2 separate regions of the Homo sapiens genome follow, and region 1 is linked to region 2. A link is a loop called in an ENCODE intact Hi-C map of the cell type or tissue named here. Cell type or tissue: CD14-positive monocyte. All regions are shown on one strand. Each heading gives the region's core, and the rest is flanking DNA. Links, peaks and the distances in the headings are about the cores only. Region 1 holds the start of LOC124905972 (a long non-coding RNA gene). Region 2 overlaps HPCAL1 (hippocalcin like 1).

Region 1 (2,910 bases), core at 326-2,825, 100 kb after region 2:
TGTCCTTCTGCCGTCCATCTGTGGGTTCTCCCTCAGGTGCCACGCAAGGCTGGTCCTTCACAATGGCCCAGGCCCTCAAACTCAGTGGTCAGGAGGGTTCCCACCACCTCAGGGCTTAGCGGCAGTCAAGGTAACCTCAGGTCCTCAGGCTACCTTTGCAAATAGGTCCTTGCAAAGACCCTAATTCACATTCACAGATACTGGGAGTTAGGACTTCAACATCTTTTAGGCGGGCCATGATTCAACCCATGCATCTGGGCCTAGGAAGTGGAACTGCCCCAGTGAGCGATGCCCTGGGCACTGTGCAGTTCTGGGGGACACAGCCCTGACAGCCGGAGGGGGGCTTTCTGGGCACAGAGCTGTCTGGGATCCGCCAAGGCAACACAGGAAGGAGTCCAGAGCTCACCTGGGTGAGACCCGAGAGCTGTCAGTGACAGCAGAATCCAGAGGGAGCCCACATCTCCAAGCCAGGTCCAGAGCTCTTCCAACAGGATAGCAGTCTTGTCAGGCACTCTGGGAGGCCAAAGTGGGAGGATCACTTTGGGGCCAGGAGTTCGAGCAACCTGGGCAACATAGCAAGATCCCTATCTCTACAAACAAACCAAAAACCTCAGTAGCATCTTTGTTGTTTTTTCTCTTCTGTCAGGTATTTTGGTAGTAGTGATCTTCTGATTTTACATTCCCTTTTTTTTTTTTTCCATGTAGAAATCTCTATGGCCATTTCCTCTTGTGAATTAATTGAGTTTCTAAAGTGAACTAGCTGCATGTTAGAACCAGGACTTTTTTGAGCCCTTTAGAGCATGCTGGCAGGCGTCATCCCCAAGCCCCAGGGTGGGTCATATTTCTGGATGATGGAGGCAGGGGGTGCAGGGGTCCCCTATCTGCACATTGTTCTGAGTCTGATGTGATTCCTCAACTCCTCCATGAAACAGGGGCCATGCTTGTCCTCGTCTGGGGCAAACTGCAGTTGGAGAGGCTGGCCTCCTGTGGCTGCATATCCAGAGCTGGGCTTAACTGGCCAGGAGGAGAGAAGAATCCTCTCTCTTAATAAAAAGTCCCCAGGGGCTGGGCACAGTGGCTCACACCTGTAATCCCAGCACATTGGGAGGCTGAGGCAGGTGGATCACCTGAAGTCAGGAGTTCGAGACCAGGTTGGCCAACATGGTGAAACCCCATCTCTACTAAAAATACAAAAATTAGCTGGGCATGGTGGTGCATACCTGTAATTCCAGCTACTTGGGAGGCTGAGGCACAAGAATCGCTTGAACCCAGGAGGCGGAGGTTGCAGTGAGCTGAGATCGCTCCATTGCACTCCAACCTGGGTGACAAGAGCGAAACTCCCTCTCAAAAAAAAACAAAAAAAAAAGTCCCCAGGGCCCATGTCCACCCAGCCGTCTCTCTCCCTCCCGGCCAATGTTATTCTTTCCTCATAAGCCCTTCCAGAGCACAAACACACAAGCACGTATGTTTGTCTTCTTTTCTCATAAATGGTAACAAGCTCTGCTTGCTGTTGTGCAGCTTCTCTTTTCACATAAAAATACACCTTGAAGATTATTTCTTATGAGTACGTAAGATGGGCACCTGAGTAGTTTGCTGTTACAGACCACGTAGGCAATGGCCACCTGCACAGATTATTTGCACAGGTGGGAGTATCATTAGATGTTTCTGGAAGTGGGATGGCTGGGTCAAGGTGAATGTGTGTTTGGAATTTTGAAAGATAAAGTCATAAAGATAAGTAAAAACACCTGGCATCTTGGCTCACGGCTGTAGTCCCAACACATTGGGAGGTCAAGGTGGGAGGACTGCTTGAAGCTAGGAGCTTGAGACTGGCCTGGGCAAAATAGTGAGGCCCTGTTTCTACAAAAAAAAAAAAAATTAACTGGGTGTGGTGGTGTGTGCCCATAGTCTCAGCTACTCAGGAGACTGAGGTGGGAGGATCACTTGAGCACCGGAGGTCAAGGCTTCAGTGAGTCATGATCACACACTGCAGCCTGGGTGACAGAGTGAGAGCCTGTCTCAAAAAATAAATAAATAAAAAATAGATAGATAGATTGATTGATTGATATAGAGAGGATAAGTAAAAACAAAAACATGTATGTACTATAAAACCTGGGATGGGCTGGGCGTGGTGGCTTATGCCTATACTCCTAACACTTTGAGAGGCCAAGGCAGGCGAATCACTTGAGGTCAGGAGTTTGAGACCAACCTGGCCAACATAGTGTGAAACCCTGTCTCTACTAAAAATACATAAATAAATAAATAAATAAATAGCCAGGTGTGGTGGTGCATGCCTATAATCCTAGCTACTCAGGAGGCTGAGTTGGGAGGATTGCTTGAACCCAGGAGGTGGAGGTTGCAGTGAGCCGAGATCACACCACTGCACACTCCTCATAAGTGCCTGGAAGGGCAACACAGTGAGACTCCATCTCAAAAAAAAAAAAAAAAAAAAAAAAACAACCCTGGGATAGAGGCAGAGAAGAAAGGAAGTGGTGGGCAGTGTGGGTGGTCTGTCTTACCTTTCATAATGGAGAGCTGGTGCCTACTGTTTAGAATTCACAAACACAGAGTTCAAAGTGGTTGCCACTGTGGCTAGGGTAGGAGACATCTTTTTATTTCTCATTCTTCCATGTACTTCAAAAATTATCACGCCCTGTATATCAGTTAACTGTTAATGTAAGAAAATAACATGAGGTGGTGCAGTGGCAGCCGTGTGAATGCCGGTTGATCAGTCTTGCATTCAGGACTTGTGGAGAACCGCCCTGGGGGATGGTTTTGAGCAGAGCAGTTCCTCGTTCCCACAGGTGCCTCATTTTTCCCTGGTTCCATTCAGAACATCATTTACTGCCTAGAGCTAATTCCAGATCCTCCTCCCACCCGGGGCAGTTTATCAAAGGCAAAATAAAGAGGGTG
Region 2 (2,910 bases), core at 327-2,826:
AATTCAACACTGAGCAAATCTGTTACCTAGGACATAAAGAAAAACATTCAGTCCACGTGCGGTGGCTCATGCCTGTAATCCCAGCACTTTGGGAGGCTGAGGCAGGCGGATCACTTGAGGTCAGGAGGTCGAGACCAGCCTGGCCAACATGGTGAAACCCCATCTCTACTAAAAATACAAATATTAGCTGGGCATGGTGGCTCACGCCTGTAGTGCCAGCTACTCGGGAGGCTGACACATGAGAATTTCTTGAACCCAGGAGGTGGAGGTTGCACTGACCCGAGATCAGGCCACTGCACTCCAGCCTGGGCAACAGAGTGAGACTTGCTCTCAAAAAAAAACAACATCCAGAGTCTTCCAGGAAATTTACCGTTTCAGTGTGGCATAGTGTAGAGTTTGTTTATTATCTAGAATATGGTTTTTCTTTTTTGTGTTCTTGAACTTGGGCGTTCACTTCGTTTGTTGACCTGGAAGGAGCCATCTCGGCGCCTGCTGTTTGAACCTTGGGTATTTTAATGAAGTGGTTTGATGTCCTGATACCACCAGCCCCTGCTGTTGCTTTTCACGGCCCTGGCTTTTCCAGGAATAATCTCCTTACTGTTTGTCATTCTAATATGTTTCAGCTCCCTTTTTGAAAATAACTTTTTCTGCTCCCCTTCCCTGCCCATTCTTCATGACCCCCAGAGAATGGGCCTGCTGGTCTCTAGCCCCTGTGAATTGGAAGACTCCTGGCGATGATCCTTCTTTTTCTCTCTGTGACTCAGGCGGTTGATGTTGGGTTGACCGTATTTCTTTGCTGGCTGGTAAGCAGGGCCACCTCAGCCCTTGTGAGGGCCATGCCTGACTTTCAATGGCTTCCCTCCAAAGGCTTCTTAGGCCGTTCCTCCCCATCGTTTTTCAGAGGTTTAATCTGTTTGAGTCCAGGATATTGAGTCAGCAGTGGAAAGTTATGAAGATGAGGCCAGCCATCAGAAAAATTGGCTAATATGAAAGATTAATTCCAGGGTGAACAAAGGAGAGGGATGCTGGGGCCGGGCTGCCTCCCCAGGCAAATCACATCACTGTAAAATCCGAGAAACCAGAAGTTGCCTTTGCTACTCACTCAGTGGCTGCTTGCTGTTTCTTGGATTAGATATTGAAAGAATCCCATCTTTATAGTCTACTGTTCATATTTATGGTCTGGAGAAGAAAATGTAATTTTCAGCAAAATTCTATCACGTCTGGTAAATAATTTCAGGATCTTTACCTATGATACCACATTAAAAAAAATTCGTATGGCTTCAGCATTCAGAAATTGTTCTTTTCAAACTCTGGGCCCTCGGGTTATTACAAGATTTAACACCGAGGCAGGAAGCCTGCTCGCCTATCACTGGAGACAGGTAGGTTGCTATGGAGACCAGGTGTGTGTCCCTGCGGTTTCCTGGGTATCCCAGTTGTCCTGGAAAAGAAATCAGCTCACTTTATGTGATATTTCTGCAATAGTGTGTGTGAATTAAGTTTTTCTAAACACAGATCAGATGTTTTTGTTGACTTACAGTGTGATTTCTGACATAATTTTGTCCTCGGTTTTGTTTTGCTTAATTATGAATCCTACATAACCCTACCTTTTCCTATCAGAAGCACTTCCATGCATCAAGACCCCCTATCCAAAACAGCCACAACAACTTCACCAACAAAATCTCTTAAAGCTAGAGATGCCTGCTTTGGTGTGAATGATGATTACCCCTTAAAATAATTCAACAATTTTTTTTTTTTTTTTTTGAGACAGGGTCTCAGTCTGCCTCTCAGGCTGGAGTGCAGTGGCGTGATCTCGGTTCACTGCATCCTGTGCCTCCTGGGTTCGAGCAATTCTCCTGCCTCAACCTCCTGAGTATCTGGGAGTACCGGGATGCACCACCATGCCTGGCTAATTTTTGTATTTTTAGCAGAGACGGGGTTTCACCAGGTTGGCTAGGCTAGTCTCAAACTCCTGACCTCAGGTGATCCACCCACCTTGGCTTCCCAAAGTGCTGGGATTACAGGTGTAAACCACCATGCTCGGCCTCAACAATTATTATATATGGTTTGCCAGATCCTGGCCTGGGCACTGGGGATGCAAGATAGAGCAAGACCATTGGAGGCCCTGCCCTGGCGGAGCTTGTATTAGGGTTGTGATCCTAGACCACATGAAGCCCACAAGGGGGCCCTGGGCTCACCCGTTCCTGGCTCACATTCACTGTCAGCCACAGCTAAACCTCGGGGCCTGGAACCTCTCTTGTTGTCCCCATGGGACGAGTGGGCACATGCCTTGTTGGATGGACAATAACATCATCTGTTTTTGTTTGATGTGTTATTATTCAGAGGCATTTTTCAGAATGGAGAACAGTGCCTTATCAGTCTGCTTCTGATAATTTTATACATGAAAAAAATCCTATTTGTGCATATTCTTGGGTCTCTCCCCATTTCTAAAGGCAGTCAACTTGGTGGTTGGCTGTAAAAAGCTCTTTACACTTCCTAGGACTTGTCAAATATTGACAAGTCTTTCTCCTTTCATCCAGTTCAGCACCAGCATCCTCAAACTCACTGAAACAGAGCATCCCACAGTGGCAGCCACTGTAGGCCCCAGGTGGGTATCCTACTCCTCCACCCCCGCCCCAGACTCCCCCAACCCCAGCTCGCACCTGCAGAAGTTACGTCTTTGCAGTTATTTCAGGAGAAAAAGGCGGCCACTCTTTCTCTCCCTTCTTTGGGTTTGTGTTCAGCAAGGGTCTACTGCAGTCCCGGTGCCGGACAGCCTGTTTTGCCCATGCTTGTTAACTGATGGGGTCCTCAAGTGGCCTTGTGACAGGCCTGATAAGGCCGCACGTGGGTGTGGTTAGAGTTGATGACCGCTCCGGACATTGGCGATGTGAGGAAAGTGACAGACTCCAG

Evidence for each region. Hi-C counts contacts between places; a loop is a spot of excess contacts. Peaks named below come from ENCODE experiments on the same cell type or tissue, not always from the same donor. Only the 100,000 strongest peaks of a DNase experiment are listed, where the experiment ranks them.
Region 1: it touches region 2 in a loop (2.8-fold over the local background); 76 of 110 quality-filtered maps call a loop at or near these places.

Annotation. Positions count from the first base shown.
Region 1 is chr2:10,416,018-10,418,927 of GRCh38, forward strand. The region is part of intron 2 of HPCAL1 (hippocalcin like 1); the gene reads left to right. It overlaps LOC124905972 (a long non-coding RNA gene), which reads right to left and starts at 2,448. Exons shown (of 3, transcript XR_007086211.1): 1 at 1-2,448. In CD14-positive monocyte, for the core only: no CTCF peak of the experiment used is centred there; no DNase peak of the experiment used is centred there.
Region 2 is chr2:10,315,675-10,318,584 of GRCh38, forward strand. All of the region lies in intron 1 of HPCAL1 (hippocalcin like 1), which reads left to right. Among named protein-coding and RNA genes, the nearest start is that of HPCAL1, 14 kb to the left of the region's middle. In CD14-positive monocyte, for the core only: no CTCF peak of the experiment used is centred there; no DNase peak of the experiment used is centred there.